Linked DNA regions of Mus musculus: regions 1 and 2 are each linked to region 3. Evidence: chromatin loops called from intact Hi-C (ENCODE). Cell type or tissue: heart. All regions are shown on one strand. Links, peaks and the distances in the headings refer to the core of each region. The heading gives the core; the rest is flanking DNA.

Evidence for each region. A loop is a pair of places that touch in the nucleus more often than their neighbours do. Peaks named below come from ENCODE experiments on the same cell type or tissue, not always from the same donor. Only the 100,000 strongest peaks of a DNase experiment are listed, where the experiment ranks them.
Region 1: it touches region 3 in a loop (2.6-fold over the local background); 6 of 42 quality-filtered maps call a loop at or near these places.
Region 2: a loop joins it to region 3, with 2.2 times the contacts of the local background. A loop is called at or near these places in 5 of 42 quality-filtered maps.

What each region holds. Positions count from the first base shown.
Region 1 is chr11:79,016,376-79,021,375 of GRCm38, reverse strand. It overlaps Ksr1 (kinase suppressor of ras 1), which reads left to right. Exons shown (of 19, transcript NM_013571.3): 16 at 563-694; 17 at 886-1,021; 18 at 1,681-1,814. Among named protein-coding and RNA genes, the nearest start is that of Gm11201, 4.7 kb to the left of the region's middle. In heart, for the core only: CTCF peaks have their summits at 1,338 (motif pointing left) and 1,914 (motif pointing left); DNase peaks (open chromatin) are centred at 665, 825, 1,915, 3,486 and 1 weaker place; H3K27ac peaks cover 1,736 bases.
Region 2 is chr11:78,953,567-78,958,566 of GRCm38, reverse strand. It overlaps Nos2 (nitric oxide synthase 2, inducible), which reads right to left. Exons shown (of 27, transcript NM_010927.4): 23 at 3,585-3,672; 24 at 3,106-3,227; 25 at 1,923-2,071; 26 at 963-1,157. Among named protein-coding and RNA genes, the nearest start is that of Lgals9, 29 kb to the left of the region's middle. In heart, for the core only: a CTCF peak has its summit at 2,113 (motif pointing right); a DNase peak (open chromatin) is centred at 2,096; H3K27me3 peaks cover 4,234 bases.
Region 3 is chr11:79,394,777-79,402,381 of GRCm38, reverse strand. It overlaps Nf1 (neurofibromin 1), which reads right to left. Exons shown (of 58, transcript NM_010897.2): 5 at 6,421-6,527. Among named protein-coding and RNA genes, the nearest start is that of Nf1, 59 kb to the right of the region's middle. In heart, for the core only: no CTCF peak of the experiment used is centred there; a DNase peak (open chromatin) is centred at 3,831.

The sequences.
Region 1 (5,000 bases), core at 1-5,000, 380 kb after region 3:
AGCCGGGGCACTGTGTAAGTGTGAAGTGCCCACAGCTGTGTTGCTGGAGAGAGCCTTGCCACACAGGCTAGGTCACCTCGGTCTGTGGTTCAGCCCATGCGCTTTCAGGCCAGTGTTGGGTGTGGGTGATATTTAGGTCCCTCATGGTACTCAGCTTCCAGGTGGGTACCATGCAGGCTGAGGGACCAGGCTGGTCGCCCCTCATGAGACAGAACATTGGGGTTTAGTTCCTGTGGTTGTAAAGGGTTGGGGTGGCAAAAAAAAGCCCTAAGAATGGGAGCCTAAGGAAGAGTGGCAGGCCAGTAGCATGCAGGTTTGATATCTGCAGTCATCCGAGACCTAGACAAACCAGCTGCTCTCCCAGCACGGGGACTCAGACCCTGTCACTGACGGCTCCCCGCCATTCCCAACTGTGGCCTCCCTCCCTAGACGCGCCCATCCTATTCAAAGGCAAGATCTCCTGCTCCTCTCTTGGCTTTCTGTGTACCACTTGTGAGTACAGATGTGTGTAGTCAGGCCACCCGCTCCCCCACTGAGGTGTCGTTCTTGTCCTGACCTCCAGGCGCGAGAACCAACTGAAACTGTCACATGACTGGCTGTGCTACCTGGCCCCCGAGATCGTACGAGAAATGATCCCGGGGCGGGACGAGGACCAGCTGCCCTTCTCCAAAGCAGCCGATGTCTATGCATTCGGGTGAGTCGACCACTGGCCCCCCCAAGTGCAAATGAGAAGGCCCTGGTGGGGGCGGGGGGGAGGTGTGCCTTGGAAAGTCATGGCTGTGCTAGCTGGGCAGAGTGACTGCCTTTGACCTCTGGTCTCTGGCATCTAGCGTGGGCCAGCCATTGTGGAGCTCTAGTAGCTCACACTGTGGTGTGTCTCCACAGGACTGTGTGGTATGAACTACAGGCAAGAGACTGGCCCTTTAAGCACCAGCCTGCTGAGGCCTTGATCTGGCAGATTGGAAGTGGGGAAGGAGTACGGCGCGTCCTGGCATCCGTCAGCCTGGGGAAGGAAGTCGGCGTGAGTAGAGGGACAGAAGGACAAGTGTGGGCTGGGCATGTGACATGACTGAGAAGGCTTTCGTAGTGGTACAGGCACAGGGACCATTAATACCTAATACCGTTATATGGAGAACAAAAGTGTCAGGGGTGTGTGCCTTGTGTTGGCAACGTGTGCAGGCCACACCCCTGGATGTCAGGACTACAGAGGGTGCTGTGGGGCTGAGTGGACCCTGAGAAGAAAGCCTTCCTTCTGTCATGGCAGCTGTTCTGAGGGTTCTCAGCGGCTGCTCCTGTATTTAGTCCTGCCTGTCCAGTCTCTGCTCTGGAACGCTGAGGCGCCCCCTAGTGGCAGGGCCGTTCTCTATGCTTTCCAAGAACCCTGCATTTACCTTCAGATGTTTTCATGTTCATAGGATGTACCTTCCATCTTGAAAGGCCGTCCGCTTTCATTCTGACCTCTCCCATTTTCCATTCTGTTTGACTTGGTCGCTGACAAGTCGAGGGGGAAGGAAAGCAGACAAGTCCTCTTTGACCTGGAAGGTTGGAGGATCACCTGATTCTGACTCCACAGATGCGCGGGGCACTTGAGTGCTTCTTGGGGCTCCTCGGGAAATGCTCTGTCCTTGTGCTTCACTACCCAGATGCCCACACACCACCAACCCCAGTGCTTCTTTACAGGAGATCCTGTCTGCCTGCTGGGCTTTCGATCTGCAGGAGAGACCCAGCTTCAGCCTGCTGATGGACATGCTGGAGAGGCTGCCCAAGCTGAACCGGCGGCTCTCCCACCCTGGGCACTTTTGGAAGTCGGCTGAGTAAGTACTCCCTCCTTCTGTGAACCATCCTGAGCGCCTCTGTCTAGAGTGTCTGAGGGCGCCCTCTGCTGGACATGCATCAGACCACAATCCAAGGCTTCCACGGTGTAGGAGCTGAAGGATTCTCACCTCCCCAGTTGATGCTGGAGGCCCCCTGTAATGGGGGGCACCTCCTTTCCACCTGTGAAAATCCACACATCACCGTAATAGACTGTCACTGACACCAAGCCCAGGCTAGACCATGGTGGGAGAGTTGTGCCTGAGAGAAGGGGTCAGAGGTCAGGTCCATGTGAGTACCAAAACAGCCCCCAATAAGCAACATCAGTATTGCTTAGGCTGGCACCCACTTAGTCACTGAACTGTTGAGCACTGGGAGCTTGCCGCCCCCTAGTGAGCCACGCCACTGAGCTCTGTGGCACCCGTGTCAGAAGCCTTTCCCCCTAGTGGCCCTTTGTGTCCTGAGACACAGAGCAGAAGAGGCTGCTGTCATCTCCTCTGTATTCTGTCCTGTTCTGTTTCTACTTTGGCTCTCTGGCTTCCTCTCCCAAAGACACCTCTCCAGCCACAACCCTTTGTCAGGATCTGGGTCCCTGTCACTTGTCTTGGCTTTCACAGTGGGCGTTAGGGAAGATCCAGAGTTGCATAAACTTTGCCAGTCATCAGGCGGTAAATCCTGGAAGCTGGGCAAGGGAGGTGCTGGCATTGGCGGTGGGGGAGGGGTCACGAGGCCCCAGGGCTGAGCCCTGTGCTGCTTGCTGCTGTAGATCTTCCTTAGGCCCTCTGGGTACAGGCTTCCTCCTCTGTGAAACCATGCCAGCACCGGACACTGGCATTCAGAGATGACTCCTGTTTCTGAAAACCAGTCATCCCCACGGTCTCAGCTCACAGATGGGAGAGGAGTCCACTAGTAGGGACCGTCACCAGGCCACAGCCACCAGCTCCCAGGCTTCCGTGGCTTCCTCGGACATGGGGTCTCTAACTCTCACTTCTGTTTTCTTTCCTGTCGGCTTCATCACTTTTCGTTTTTGGGGGGGTGGCGGATACACTGGCCTGTCTTGTCATCTCCCCTGTTCTACCATCCTGACTCCTCCACCTGTCTGCTGGCTGCCATCACCCACCGGGCTGGACCGGATTGGACGGCTCTCTTCAACTGCTGGTGAAACGGTCTCGGGCACCCCTAGCCGCTGGCGGAGCCGCTACTACGGGAAAGGACGCTATGGTCACCCCGACTTTAAGAACTCCTGTCCAGTTCTGGAGGAATAGTGTGTTTCTGCCATTCTCTCGTTTTCTGCCTGTGTGTGGCTGTCCTACCCACCCTCCCATTCTGTCTCTGCATGCCAGCTTCTCACATTCTTGCTTTGATTTCCCATAATCCATAATGACCTCTTGCATCTGAAATGGCCACCAGACTTGTGTTTCTCACAGAGAGTTAAAGAAACGCACGGTGTGCAGCAGGGAGGGCCCCTCTCCATACCACAGGAGCTAGCTAGCATGTGGGCGAGGGGGGTTTAGCGCTCAGTGAGCCAAGCAGGTCCCCCCAAGTCCCACTATGGCTAGAGCTCAGGAGAGGAGAATCCAGTGATCCGGCTGTGGTGGTGTACGCCTATCATCCCAGCATTGAGGAGGCCGAGGCAGGGGGATTTTAAGTTTGGGTCTAGCCTAGGATACATAGTAAAATGTCAGAAGTAGAATCATCAGTGGCAGCTGGGGACGGGGATGGGCACACGCCTTTAATCCCGGCACTCGGGAGGCAGGGGCAGGTGGATCTCTATGAGTCTGAGTCTGAGGCCAGCCTGGTCTACACAGTGAGTGCCAGAAGAGACCCTGTCTCAAAAAGCAAACCAAACAAGCACAAGTGAACGGCTGGGGGTGTGACTCTGTGTAGAGCTCTTGCTTAGTATTCACAAGGCTGGGTTTGGGGTCCAGAACTACAGACATTAATAATGATAATAGTAATAATGAATGTAGAGAGAGGGAGGGAGGAGCCAAGAAAGCAGAAGTGATCATCTCTGAAGCCAGTTTGCTCGTCACAGGGAGCCCTGGGGACCTACGACTGCCCCGTGGGAACTTGGAGAAGATTCCCTGTGCTTGTCCCCAGCCATTCTGAGGGGTGGAGGTGGGGATCCTGTTCTGAGGTGGGTCCCTGGGCATCTGGCCTGGCCAGGCCCCTAAGCCCTGGCTCCTTTAGGCTCAGACTCTGATACCACTCTCTCCTCTGTCCCTAGGTTGTAGACCTGGCTGTCTTGCATGCCCCGGGGCTTCCTTCCTCCTAAACACCGACTCAGCTTCGTGACTTCTGCTAAGACTCAAAAAATGCCAGCAGGCACTAACCCAGGGGACGCCATCTCTGCTGCTCCAGACTCCTCCCTGTGCTCCATTTAACAGCTTCCCCTCCCCTCCACATGGCCTGTGGGTGCCTGACTTTCATCACTGCCAGGGGAGGATGGCACTAACAGAGTGACCCTCGAGGCGGAAGAGCAGCTTTCAGCCGCCTTCCTGGATAAGATGGTCTCTTTTCTCTTGTTCTCCCAAGAGTGGCTCTTGCTTGTGTTCCTCTGCTCCCTAGCCCTTACTAACACCTTCATGAGCCCCTGCTGAGCATGCTCAGGATGGGGAGGGGCTCGGTGACCCTGGGACATTGTTCTACAAAGGGTGTCACAGTTCGGAGCTGCCCAGAGTCAGCACTGAGGTCATGGACCCTGACTGGAGTCCTCTCTTTCTCTTGAAGACAGGACACACACACACACACACACTGATGAAAGGCATCAGTTTAAAAAGGCTGGGTCCTTAGGAGCCACACTCAAAACTGTCATAAACAACGTGATACCTGCCACCAGAGCTTAGTAATGGAGGCAAACCTGCTGCCACATCTGTTAGGAGTTCATGTCCTTCCCTGACCAGATTTCTGCAGTCAGGCTCGGGATTCTGCTCCATAGTGGCCCCAGTAGGCCCCGTGTGAGCGCTATTTCTAAAAGGAGTGTGTGGCATTGCTGGTCCTCAGGCCTGGCTCACCCAGTCCCACATCCATGTGGGGCAGCCAGGGTGGAAACTACAGCTACCGCCATGCTGGGTGCTGGGCAGTCAGGTGGACAAGCATCTGTTTTCCCCTCAGCCCTGCCAGGAAGGGAATGTAGCCGAGGCCCGGGGCTTAGGGAGGCCAGGAGCAGCTCTGCCAAGACTGTGGGC
Region 2 (5,000 bases), core at 1-5,000, 440 kb after region 3:
CACAAACACCCCAGCTCTGAGCTGCTGTTCTGCGTCTTACCCAAAGCAGTGCGCACCCTATGTGCTTGATTTGATCAACTCTGCCAGAATGTAAGCTACGTTTAGGTAGGTCTTTTGCTTTTGTACTTTCGAAATAGGATCTCATATAGCCCAGTCCAGCCTTGGACTGACTATGAAACCCAGGGACAATCTGAACTCTTGACCCCTGGGCCTCCACCTCCCCAGTGCTGGCGATACAGGTGTGCTCTGTGATCTATCGTGATATTGACAACATTTTCACCTGTTTTGTTGACTGCTTCTTACCTCTAACACATAGTAGATGTTTAATATAAATGGGGAGCATAACTTCGAGCCTTAAAGGCAGGTTTAGGAACCAGAGAGACAGAGAGAGGGAAAAGGAGAGAGGGGCCATGTGTCTGGGCTCTCACATTCGCTGTTAGGGCACCAGGGCCCCTTCCATCTGCAAAATGATGGAACAGTCATTCTTCCGTCATAAAGCCCTTGGAAGGGCAGAAGGAAAGGTCACCACGGGGCAATCATTGGTGAGCACCTGGCACAAGGCAGACCCTGCTACCAAGAGTCCTTCCTGTGAGAAATGAGGGCACCTAGCCAGCAACCTATTGTAAATAAGTGTCTGTCCCCCATAGGCAGTAGGGGACAGTCCACAGCCCTGTTATGCTCAATGGGCATTTAGGCAGGAGTGTGGGGAGCAGAGACTGCTGCTTTCATCCCAGATATAGAGAAATGGAACACACTGGCCTGATTTCTCAGCTAGCTGGCAACCACTATGGCATGGAAAGACCAGGCTTGAGGAGCCCAGCCGGCCCCAGGTTTCTGCAGTGGTGCCGAGGATCTCAGGGCACACACCTCCCCCACCCCAGTTCTGCATCCCTGGTCCTAGTTCCAAAGGCTTGTGACCTTGGTCTACTCCCCTCTGGAGGGTCCCACCCCAGCTCCCATACCTTGAGCTGGAAGAAATAGTCTTCCACCTGCTCCTCGCTCAAGTTCAGCTTGGTGGCCACCAGCTTCTTCAATGTGGTAGCCACATCCCGAGCCATGCGCACATCTCCGCAAATGTAGAGGTGGCCCTGCTCCCCGTGGAGCACGCTGAGTACCTCATTGGCCAGCTGCTTTTGCAGGATGTCCTGAACGTAGACCTAAAAGCAGAGGACACGGTGGGACCAGCCCTGGATGCTGGTGTCACTGTGGTCAGGCACACTGGCCATGGGGAGGGGAAGAGGGCCATTGAGGGCTTCAGTCAGGACCTCAGCTCAGGATAGACAAGTATCCTGTCCTCCTGGCCAATGGAACCCGTAAAGCTTCCCTCAGGTCACCATACTTTAGAGACATCAAGTTTATAGCTCTGCCCAGGGCTGTGAGATCTGCCTGTCTACACCCCGGAAAGAGGGGGCTTCCCAGTATGTATTAGCCCCAGCTCTGATTTGTAGCTCAGGTATAGGCTCCTAGGCTTTCCATTTATAAAGAAGGTCCTGCAGTCAGTCAGGAGTCTGTTTGTTTTTGTTTTTCATCTAAGATGACCAGTGGTCCAGCTTTAGGATGCAAATGGGGTCTTCAGGGAATGTTCACATGGTCCTGAATGGAAAGTGTGTAGGCACTGTTCATGCCCCTGGAGCAGAGTGCCAACCTGAGGGCCCTGGGGGGAATCAGCTCCACCTTCCAGTCTTACTGAACTAAGTGTAAAGCCAGCCCGGCCCAGCCCTGCGTCCCAGAGATGCTGGGCACCTGCAGGTGTTTGCACTGTGGAGATTAAACTACAGTGAGCTTGATGTTGTCATCGTGCTCTTCATCTCTCCCTGCCACTGTGCAACTGTCTTCACTGCAGGCTTGGAGTGGAAGGGCTGTATAGCCTGGGCAGGGGCCATCATGCGTGCTCTGCCAGCTTGCTGGGTGGCTGCACTTACCTTGGGTTTGCCGGGCAGCCGGGAGTAGCCTGTGTGCACCTGGAACAGCACTCTCTTGCGGACCATCTCCTGCATTTCTTCCTGATAGAGGTGGTCCTCCTCCGGGTGCCGGCACCCAAACACCAAGCTCATGCGGCCTCCTTTGAGCCCTTGAAGATCCAGAAGGTTGCAGTTACCACAACGGCCACCAGAGGGCAACCTGTGAGCACCAGGTACCCAATGGGTAGGTTTCTGATCTGGCATTATTCCCATTTTATAGCTAATGGTGGCACTCTTAAAAAACATGGTTCAGGAAAAAAAAGTATCAGTTCTGATTATGTCTACACATTGCTATTTCTTTTACTTGACATATTCTATTTTAATCTTACTTCTTCTTTTAAAATATTATTATAGCCAGTTCTTGGGAATTAGAAGCAGGAGGATTGATTTCCTGCAAATTTGAGGACAGCCTCCTCTGTATAGGGAATTTTCAGTTCATCCAGGGCTACAATAGCAAGACTTTGTCTCAAATATGTATAGGTGTGTGTGTGTGTAACATGCTAAGGACATTCTTTTAGTGGAATATCAGAAACTCGTGGCCTTCTTTTGTGAAAATCATCTCCCCTGACCCAGATGCTACATCAAATATAGGTGCAGAGGCCTCAGGCATCTTGAAGGTCAAACATTGCTAAGGGTTTCTTCCAGAAAAGCCTCATCTGGAGGATTCCAGACAGAGCTGTCCATCCTTCCCAGCTATTTCTCCAATGAAAAGAAAATGTCTTCATCTAAAGTCTGTTACTCTCATTCCCCCTTCACTCTGGGGACCCCTACACAGGCTTATTAATCTCTGTGTTATTAATGGATGGTCCAGCAAGGAGGCAAGCATTTAAAACCCAGCAAAATGGGCTGATGAGATGGCTCAGCAGGGAGAGGTGCTTGCCGTCGTGACTGACAAGCTGAATCTGATTCCTGGAAGAAGTAAAACAAGTTGACCTCTGACCTCCACATGCGTACCAGGACATACACACTCCTCTAGATACCTTAAAAATTAACAAGGAAACATGGAGACGTGGAGTGGGCAGAGCACAAACACTCCACATCTGTGTACCTGATTATGGGATATGGTGTAGTAATTTGATGTGCCTGTGTAATGATCAGGTCGGTCACAGTGACAGGCACACTCCCTATTGAGTAAGAGCTGTACCTTTGTGCTGGGAGTCATGGAGCCGCTGCTGCCAGAAACTTCGGAAGGGAGCAATGCCCGTACCAGGCCCAATGAGGATGCAAGGCTGGGAGGGGTCCTCAGGGAGCTGGAAGCCACTGACACTGCAGGAAGACAGAAGGAGAAAGACCCTGGTCTGCAGATATCCCAGGCTAGGAGCACATGCAGGATAGGGCTGGGGACCTAAGCGCCTGGCGGGGACCTGTGCACATCTTCATCTTCCCAGCCCAGGCAACGGCCTCTCTCCACACTGGGCCAGTCTCATTGGATCCCACCACAGGCATCACTGTATCTGTGTCATGGACTCCACGACACCTTGTAACCAGATGGCAAAACGAGGAGACAAAGAATTACCCCCTAAACCTTTATGGGCCGAGAGGAGACTCAGTCTTAGACCCTTCCCTTGCATTGCAGAATCCCCAGGGGCTAGGGGCTCCAAAGGGCCCCGAGTGGGTGCTTACCTTCGCACAAAGCAGGGCACTGGGTCCTGGGGCTTCAGGTTCCTGATCCAAGTGCTGCAGACACCATGGTGCAGGGGACCCTGACCATCTGCAAGGAAAACACAGGCCTGACTAACAAGCCCCGTGGGCTTCGTGCAACCCGGCTGGGTGTTCTTCCTGCAGTGTCAAGCCCCGTTGGGTGGCTGCTTCCTGAATGAGGAGTTACCTCTTCTCCCAGCTGTCTATACAGATCAGGGAAGGCAGTCAGGGGCCTGGTGAGCAACTGCGCCTTTGCCATTGTAGAAACTGAGTCACACAGAAGGCAACGGAGCAAGGGACTAAAGTCATGGTGGACTCAACTTCCTGCTCAGGTTCCTCAGTCTTACGCTAGAGCATCTCCCAAGTGCTTGTCTAGGGACCCTCCCAACATCCTTTCCCCACTAAGGCTCTGCCCACGCAGTGTGAAATGATCCCCAGGGCTGGCCATTGCTGAGTGTCCTCATGAAGGAGGCCTTTGCCAATAGGAACTCTGGGTGAGGGGTGGTCTTCCACGCCCCCTGTCTATTCTGGCATCTCCATCTTCCCCAGAAGCCTTTTCCTGGGCTTGTGGGTACCCCAGTGTCCTCTGGGTTACATTCACTTCCCCATGGCCTGACACATAAGGGAGGCCTTTAGCAACTGGAATAGTTGTTTGGTTCTGGTCTGCATGAACCAGCCTTGTCAGGGCTCACCCGCATCTCCTCTCTCATTCAATGGTGTGGTATGGTCAGTGAGGATGGACAGACACAGGCTCTGTGCAGTATTTACAAACTGCGCTCTTGGCCAAGGAGAGAGATCTCGGAGATGTGGACGCTTTCCAGCCCTTCCAGCTCAAACAGAGCTCAGTTACAGTGGTTAGAACAGGGAGGTCCATCCAGTGGAGGAACCAAGCCTAGAACACTTGACCTCCTAGTCTAGGGCAGCTTCACACACACCCCACTCCCTCCCTCGTGATACCGGGGGCCTCTGAGCACCCACACAAACATATGTCCAAGTATGTCCATGCCTGAACTCTTTTTTGACTTTCTGGCTGCTCTGTGAGGGCAGGGCCTGTCTGCAGTTTCCACACCCAGTGTGGCCCCTGGCATGGAGGTGAGACACGGCCATCACAGGATGGGAACACTGAGGGAATGAAAAAAATTGAGAAAATGTTCCCTGCATCCACCTGCATCATTAGGATGACCAAAAGTAACTGAGTTCCCTACGCATTCAAGGCTTTTCACGTCTGAGCCTATTCAACAGCCAGAGACTGTAACAATGGTCCAGTTCTTAGCTTCAGCAGGTAAACTCCCTGAATTTGTGTCTCTAGTTAATGACAGGTGTCTCTGAACAGGTGGGTTAACCTCTCCATGACTCTTTTCCTTCCTCGTAAAATTACACATGGAAGCCATCTCCTAC
Region 3 (7,605 bases), core at 1,378-6,377:
CATTAAAACTTAATCAAGCAGTGACTAAATTTCAGCTGCTGTACTAGATGTGATGCCCTTACTTGGATAGATTAGCACAGCTCCTGGTACATGGTATTCAGCTATGGATCTAGCAAATGCTTTCTATCAATTCCTGTCCATAAGCACAACCAGAAGCAATTTGCTTTCAGCTGGAAGTCAGTAGTATGCCTTTTTACAGTTTTACCTCGAGGTTAGTACTTATCAACTCTCCAGTCCTGTGTCATAACTTAGTATGAAGGGAGCTTGAGCATCTCTCTCTACAAAATATCACCCTGGTCCAGTATACTCATGGCATCATGTTGACTGAACCAAGCGAGCAGGAAGGAGCAACCACTTTGGAAATATTGGTAACACTTATGTACATGGGAGGATGGTAAATAAATCCAGACAAAAGTCAAGGGCCTTCAACTTCAAGGAAATTTCTACAAGTCCAGTGGTGATATGCAGAAATATTCCTTCTAAGGTGAAGGGTAAGTTATTGCATCTGGTCTTTCCCACGACCAAGAAAGCAGCACAAAGCTTGGTGGGCCTATTTGGATTCCAGAGGAGCATACTCCTCACTTTGTTTTGTTATTTCAAGTAAGGAAGGAAGCTTCTAGCTTTGAGGGGAGCTAGAACAAGAAAGCTCGTCAACAGGTCCAGGCTGCTGTGCAGGCTGCTCTACCACTTGGACCATGTGATCCAGGAGACCCGCTAAAATGGTTCTTTAGATGGCAGTAGCAGTTTATAGCCTTTGGTAGGCTCCTCTAGGTGAGAGGAGACCCTTGGGATTTTAGAACATGGATCTATTGCCATCTGCAGACAACCATTCTCCCATTAAGAGACAGCTCTTTGCCTGCTATTGAATGGGCCACCAAGTTACTATGCTATCTGAGCTACCTATCATGAGCTGAGTAGTATTTGGTTTTACCAGCCATAATACCAAGCCATGAAGTAGGATGAACATAACAGCAAACCATTATCAAATGAAAGTAGAATATATTGTGATCAGGCTCCAGTAGGTCCTGAGCAAGATATATGAAGAAGTTGTCCAAGTGCTTGTTTTCTACTTCTGTTAAAGTGTCTTTTCCTAACAAGCATGTACCTATGATCTCATGGGGTGTTTCCTAGAATCAACTGACTGAGAAAAGAAAAGTTTGGAGACCAAGGTTTCCTGATGGTTCTGCACACTATGCAGGCACCACCCAGGTGTGGAAAGCTGCTGCATTATAACCTCTTTACAGAACAACCATAAAAAATGCCAGTGAAGAGAAATCTTCATTGTAAAGCAAACTTTGGGCAGGTCACATGGTTGTAAATTCTGCTTGGAATGAGAAATGGCCAGATGTGACTGTTTTTGAACTCATGGGCTGAAGCCAACAGATTGGCAGGATGGTTAGGGACTTAGGAGCATGAATGGAAAGTTAGTGAGAAAGGTTAACTAGGGAAGATGGGGACAAATCTCTCCAAATGGACAAATGATGTAAAGATACTTGTGGCCCATATAAATGTTCATCAAAAGGTGACTTTTGCAGAGGGGTTATTCAATAATGAAGTAGAAAGGATGACCCATTCTGTACACAGTCAGCCTCTTTCCCCAGCCATCTCTGTTACTGTCCAATGGGCCCATGAACAAAGTGGCCATGTTGGCAAAAAAGAACGTTATACATGGGCTTGACAACATGGACTTCCAGTCACCAAGGCTGTTCTGGTTATAGCAGCTGCTGAGTGCCAGACCTGCCAGGAGCAGAGACCCAATTCTGAGCCCCAGATATGGCACCATTCTCCCAGGTGACCAGCCAGAGACTTAGTGGCAGTCTGACAACACTGGACCAGTTCTTCCATAGAAAGGGCAACTCTTAGTCCTTACTAGAATACTTACTCTGGTTATAGATTTGCTTTTCCTTCTGCCAAAACTATCATCCATGAACTTACAGAATGTCTTATCCATCATCATGATATTCCACACAGAACTGCTTCTAACCAAGTAACTCACTTCACAGGCAAATAAATATAATAGTGGGCTAATGCTCACGGAATTCACTGGTCTTACCATGTTCCCTACCTCCTGAAGCAGCTAACTTGACAGAATGGTGTGAATAGCCTTTGGAAGACATAGTTACAATGGATATCGGTGACAGAACCCTGGAAGACTGGGGCAGGGTTCTCCAGAAAGCAGTATGTGCTTCAGCATCTAATATATGGTTCAGTTTCTCCCTAGCCAGGATTCAGGAATCCAGGGATCAAGGGATAGAAATGGAAATGGTTCCACTCACTATCACCCCTACAGTCCTACAGGAAAAACTTTTACTTTCTGATACCACAACCTTAAGTCTGCTGGCCTACTAGCTTGTGTTCCAGAAGGGGGGAGAACTTTTCTGCCCAAGGCATAACATACATTCCATTGAACTGGAAGCTTAAACTTCTTCCTGAAAACTTTGGGCTCCTGGTGCCCTTTAGAGTCAACAGACATCATCATCATCATCACAACAACAACAGTGTTAGGAGGGGTGGCCCCTCTAGACTTCCAGCGGCTAACTGGATTGCTCTGAAGGCCATGTCTTGAGTACAGCAGATCCTTTAGGGCATCTCTTGATGCTACTTCTTCTGTATTCCAACATATCCTGAACACCAGTAGCTTTCTAAGACTTCTCTAGGACTCCAGCATAATATTAGGACCGCTGGGACATCCAGTCTGGTTCTTGGCCCTTCTGTCAGGAGACAGCCATTGCTGGACTATCTGGGCCACACCTATAGGTTACTCTAATAAATCCCCTTTTGGGTGTGTATAAAGTCTATTTTTTTCTTTCTTAACAAAAATTGTATTTACTCATATTTCTATTCATTACTTTATTATTTTTGTTCTTTTGACAATTTCATACATATATGTAGCCTATTTCTGACTCCTGTCAAACTTCTCCCTCTTATTTCACTATTACCTCTATGACTCCCTAGAATCCTATTCACACATTACATTTTTGTACTCAGTGATGCACTGAGTTTAATTAGGGTCACCTGTGTGACCAGGGGTCTGCTACTATTCATCAGAGAACGATAGGCTGATCAGGTGGTACACAAAAGATAACATTGTTTGCTCTCCCCCAACCCAAATCCATTAGTAGTTCATAGTTCAGCAAGGAAGGGGAGGACCAAATGGACCCTTCTCAGATATATGAAGACTGTAGATGGGACCAGTCTTGTATAGGTCCATTGCTGCTGCTGCTGCTGCTGCTGCTGTGAGATCATGATTTTCATTGGCTGTGTCACGGCCACATGACAGTACTTTGCAGCTCTTCTCATTAGCTTCCAGCTCTTCTACTCTTCCCACTCCTCATTCTACACTGCTCCCTGAGCCTCAGAGAGGTAGCCTGAATGTTTTGTTTTTTTTTTTTTTTTTTTTGAGGGCTGAGCACTTGCCCACTACTTACTCTCAGTATCTTCAGCAGCCATGTGACTCTAAATTTTCCTTATTCATTATACTTTTCAAAGTAGTGTTTAACTCACGAACATAAACCTAAGTATTTTAAAGGCAGCTTGGCGCTTTATCAATTTAACTAAACAACAACAGTAAGTTCCCTTCCAGGGTCAAAGACCTCAGGCATAGGAAGTTAACTAGGTTCACAGTTCCAGGCATGGACTCCCTCTTGGGGAACAGGCTTCAAAACCAAGCACAGAGCATCTGGTTGTTTCCGTATGGTTGTGCCACTACTGCAATGAGTACATCTTGCCTACAAGTTGGTATTATGGGTGGCAGAGATCTCTGCGGTGCGATCCTCATTAATGCCTTTCTCCTCCAGTCTCCCACATACAACTTCTGCACTGTGAAAACTAGCCAGCAGGGGGAGCTCCCACCTCAGTTCTGCTGTGAAACAAGACATGTTGCCTCAGCACTGGGGAAATTGGACTTTTGCTCCCCATCTGAATTCCTTTTGTTGCTCTCTCTTGACTTACTGCCCTAGGTAAGATTTGGCATACTAAACTAAGTTCTAAAAGAGAACTGGAAACTTTTAGGTTGTTTGTTTTTGTTTTGCTGTTGTTTTTGATGCAGTGTTTCAATATATGGTTTTAGCTGGCCTGGAACTAGATCAAACTAGGCTTAAACCAAAGAGATCCACCTGCTTCTGCCTTCTGAGTACTGGCATTAAAAGTCTGCACCACACAAAGTCTGAACCTTAATCTCATTCTAGATTTTGGAGGAACTTCTCCTATTTTCCCCTCAATTAGTATAATGTTGGCTATGGGTTTTATTCATATGCATCCTTTTTTATGTTTTGGTGCATTCATTTATGCCCGCTGAGCTTTTATTATAAAGGAATGCTGAACTTCTGAAGCAAGGGCCTTTTCTGATCACCTGTGATTACCGGGTAATTTCTGCTCGTAAACCTACATGCTGGTTTACTCTATGGTTTATTCTATGTTGTGTTAAACCAACACTGCATCCCTGGAAGGAAACCACAGTGTTCTGGAGTTTTGCTTCTGGAGTTCTGTTGAGAATTCAAGTTTTCTTTTTGTTGCGTATTTATCACTGTACTGCTGGCTTCACAGAATGGTAGTACTCCTTCCTTTGCTATTTTTCTGTAAAGGAAATTTTTGTTTGACTTCGGCAGTGGATTCCATCTGCTCTTGCATTCTTTGTTGGGAGATCTTTTATTACTACTTGAATTGCCTTATAGCTGCTTCAATGTCTTTGATTGCTATGCATCTATTGAGGCTGTTAATACCATACTGACTCAGTTTTGATAGACCTAAGAATTTACCCATTTTTTTTCTAGGTTTACCAACTATTTAGAATATACCCTCCTTCTCTGCACTTCACTAGGACCTGTAGTTAACTCAGCTTGTTCATCTCTAATTTGATGGAGTCTTGACAAGCCAGGACTTGCCAATCCTGCTGAACTTTCCAGGAGCCGACTCTCTGTTTCCCTCTACACAGTTCTTTCATCCTTCAGTTCACTGATTTCTGCTCTGACCATCGTTACTTCCAGCTGTCCCCTGCTGCTGAATCTGGATTGTTCTTGCTTTTCTAAGACCTTGAGGTTATCATTAGGTTATCTGGGATATTTCTGACTTTTTAAATAGTAGACACTCATGTCTATAAACTTTTTTCTCTTAAAACTGACTTTCAAAGAATTCAAGATTCCATGAACACATGTAAAATTTGTGTACTAAATTAAAGGCAAAAAAGAAAAAAGTTTTCTGTCACTGTATTGCTTTTGTTTTTGTTTCTTTGAGATTGGGTCTCTCTACAGAAACCTGGCTGTTCTGGAGCTCTGTAGACCAGGCTGGTCTCAAACTCACAAGATCTGCCTGCTCCTGCTCCCAAGTGCTGGAATTAAAGGTGTATATAACTACATCCAGCTTAATAGCATGTTTTGTAATATTAAGTATTTTGAAAACTGTATTACACAACTATTAAAACTTCTCATAGCTTACATAACTCAAGCTCAGTCTCTCAGGTCAGAAATTAAGCCACTGTTTGAGATTTTCACTCCGTCCTTTGATGTGGAGGGAGTTGTTCGTTTGTTACTTTTCTGGAGACCAGGGCTTCCTCTATAGCCCATCATGACACTGAACTCACTACATAGCTCAAACTGGTCTTGAACTCTCCTTCCTCATCTGCCCATGTGCTGGGATTACAGGCATACACTACTCCAGCAGCTCAAGGCCATGTTCTTCAAGCACCTGGACAACCAAACAAATTGATTCTGCGACCTAGAGTCACTTAAGGGATCAAATTCTAAAAGGATAACATTCTCCTTATTAAAAGCAAAACTTGTAGCTCAAGAAAACTTCCCAGGCTGGAGAGATGGCTCGGTTAAGAGATGGTTAAGAGCACTAGCTGCTCTTCCAGAGGTCCTGAGTTCAATTCCCACCAAGCACATAATGGCTCACAACCTTCTGTAATGTGATTCCATGTCCTTTTCTGGAATGCAGGTCTCTATGCAGTTAGAGCACTCATATACATAAAATAACTTTTTAAAAAATCTTTAAAAAAAAAAAGGAAAGAGAGGGAGGGAGGGAGGGAGAGAGGGAAAGGGAAGGGAAGGGAAGGAAGGGAAGGGAGGAAGGAAAAAGAAAAAAGAAAACTTCCTACTGCCAAGATTTTAAATATCCATATTCTCAGATGAACATGACAGTAAAGACCCTTCTTGATCCCAGAACTCAGGGGGCAGAGGCAGGTGGATCCCTGAGTTCAAGGCTAGCCTGATCTACAAAAATGAGTTCCAGGAAAACCAGGGATAAACAGAGAGACCCTGTCTCAAAAAATAAAATTCATGTTCTGCTGTATTATTTTCAAATGCCCAAAATCCAGTCAAGCACATACATTTCTGGCCATTTCACAAGAACATGCACACTATAAAATCTATTTTGATATCCAGTTCAAACAAGTTTACTATAACCATATCTATTTAAACCTACCCTTCAGAAGTCGTTTTAATTTTGCACAATCCACATTGATATACTGTAACAATTCTATATCGTGAACATCAACATTATCTTCTGAACAGACAGTCAACTCCTGTAACCTGAAAAGTAAAAATCAAAAGTAATTTATCAATTTAAGTCTTAGAACAGTCCAAGATTCTGATTTAATAGAAAGGGGGTTTATGAATGAAAGACACATAAAATAAGAACATATTTATTTAAAAAAAACTAAATAATTCAACCGATTTAAGAGTCATGACAAAAAGTGATATTCCAGTAAACTTTGTATTTGTATCTTTAACACTGAGGTCTGAATTGTATTTCTCACATTAGCCATGGCTCTTCTGGAAAAACTAGTTAATTCTAAGATTGGAGCATATTTTCAAATGTATTTAGGTTTCCCTGAAATTGAAGACAAGGAAATTAGCAACTATTATAGTCAAGTCCAAAATCATACAGCTGTACAATCAGACACTATAACTGTTAAACTGGGACAATTGGAGTATCAGATTTTCTTCCTTTGTAAAAAATCACATTTATTTATTATATGTGAGCATGCATTATCAATCAGAAAAACAGAACTGTCCTCTCTATCCACCATACAAGTCTCAGGGACTGAAACTCAGGTTACCAGGCTGGCAGCAAGCACCAGTACCTGCTGAGCCATCCTACTGCCCCTGCCCCAACTTTTCTTTTTTCTACAACTGCAATCCACATGGGGGCAGGAGGAGCAGTAGTTACTGAGAGAAGAAACTCACAGGTGAGCTTTTCCAACTTTTAGAATCACTTCAATCTAAAAAGGAATAATGGTGGAACAGGCCTCTACCCTGCATTCCCTGTTTAGATTATATTATATTAAAATGATATAAATATACAAAAAAAAACAGTTTACAGGAAAAAAATGAAATAGTTTACATTTGAATCTAGTTTCAGCTAGGCATAGTGGCTCATGCCTATCATAGCCCATCATCCAAGCACTCGGGAAACTGGAGACAGGAGAACACAGGAGAATTACTGTTAGTGTGGGCTACAAAGTAAAGCCTGGTCTTGAGAAAGGAGGGAGGAAGAGAGGGGAAAGAGGAAAGAAGGAAGAAAATAAAGAGAAAGCACAATTTAATGCAAGGGGCTCTGGATTTTAATTCTCACAATCACAAAACCCATAAAGAAATACAGTATGTC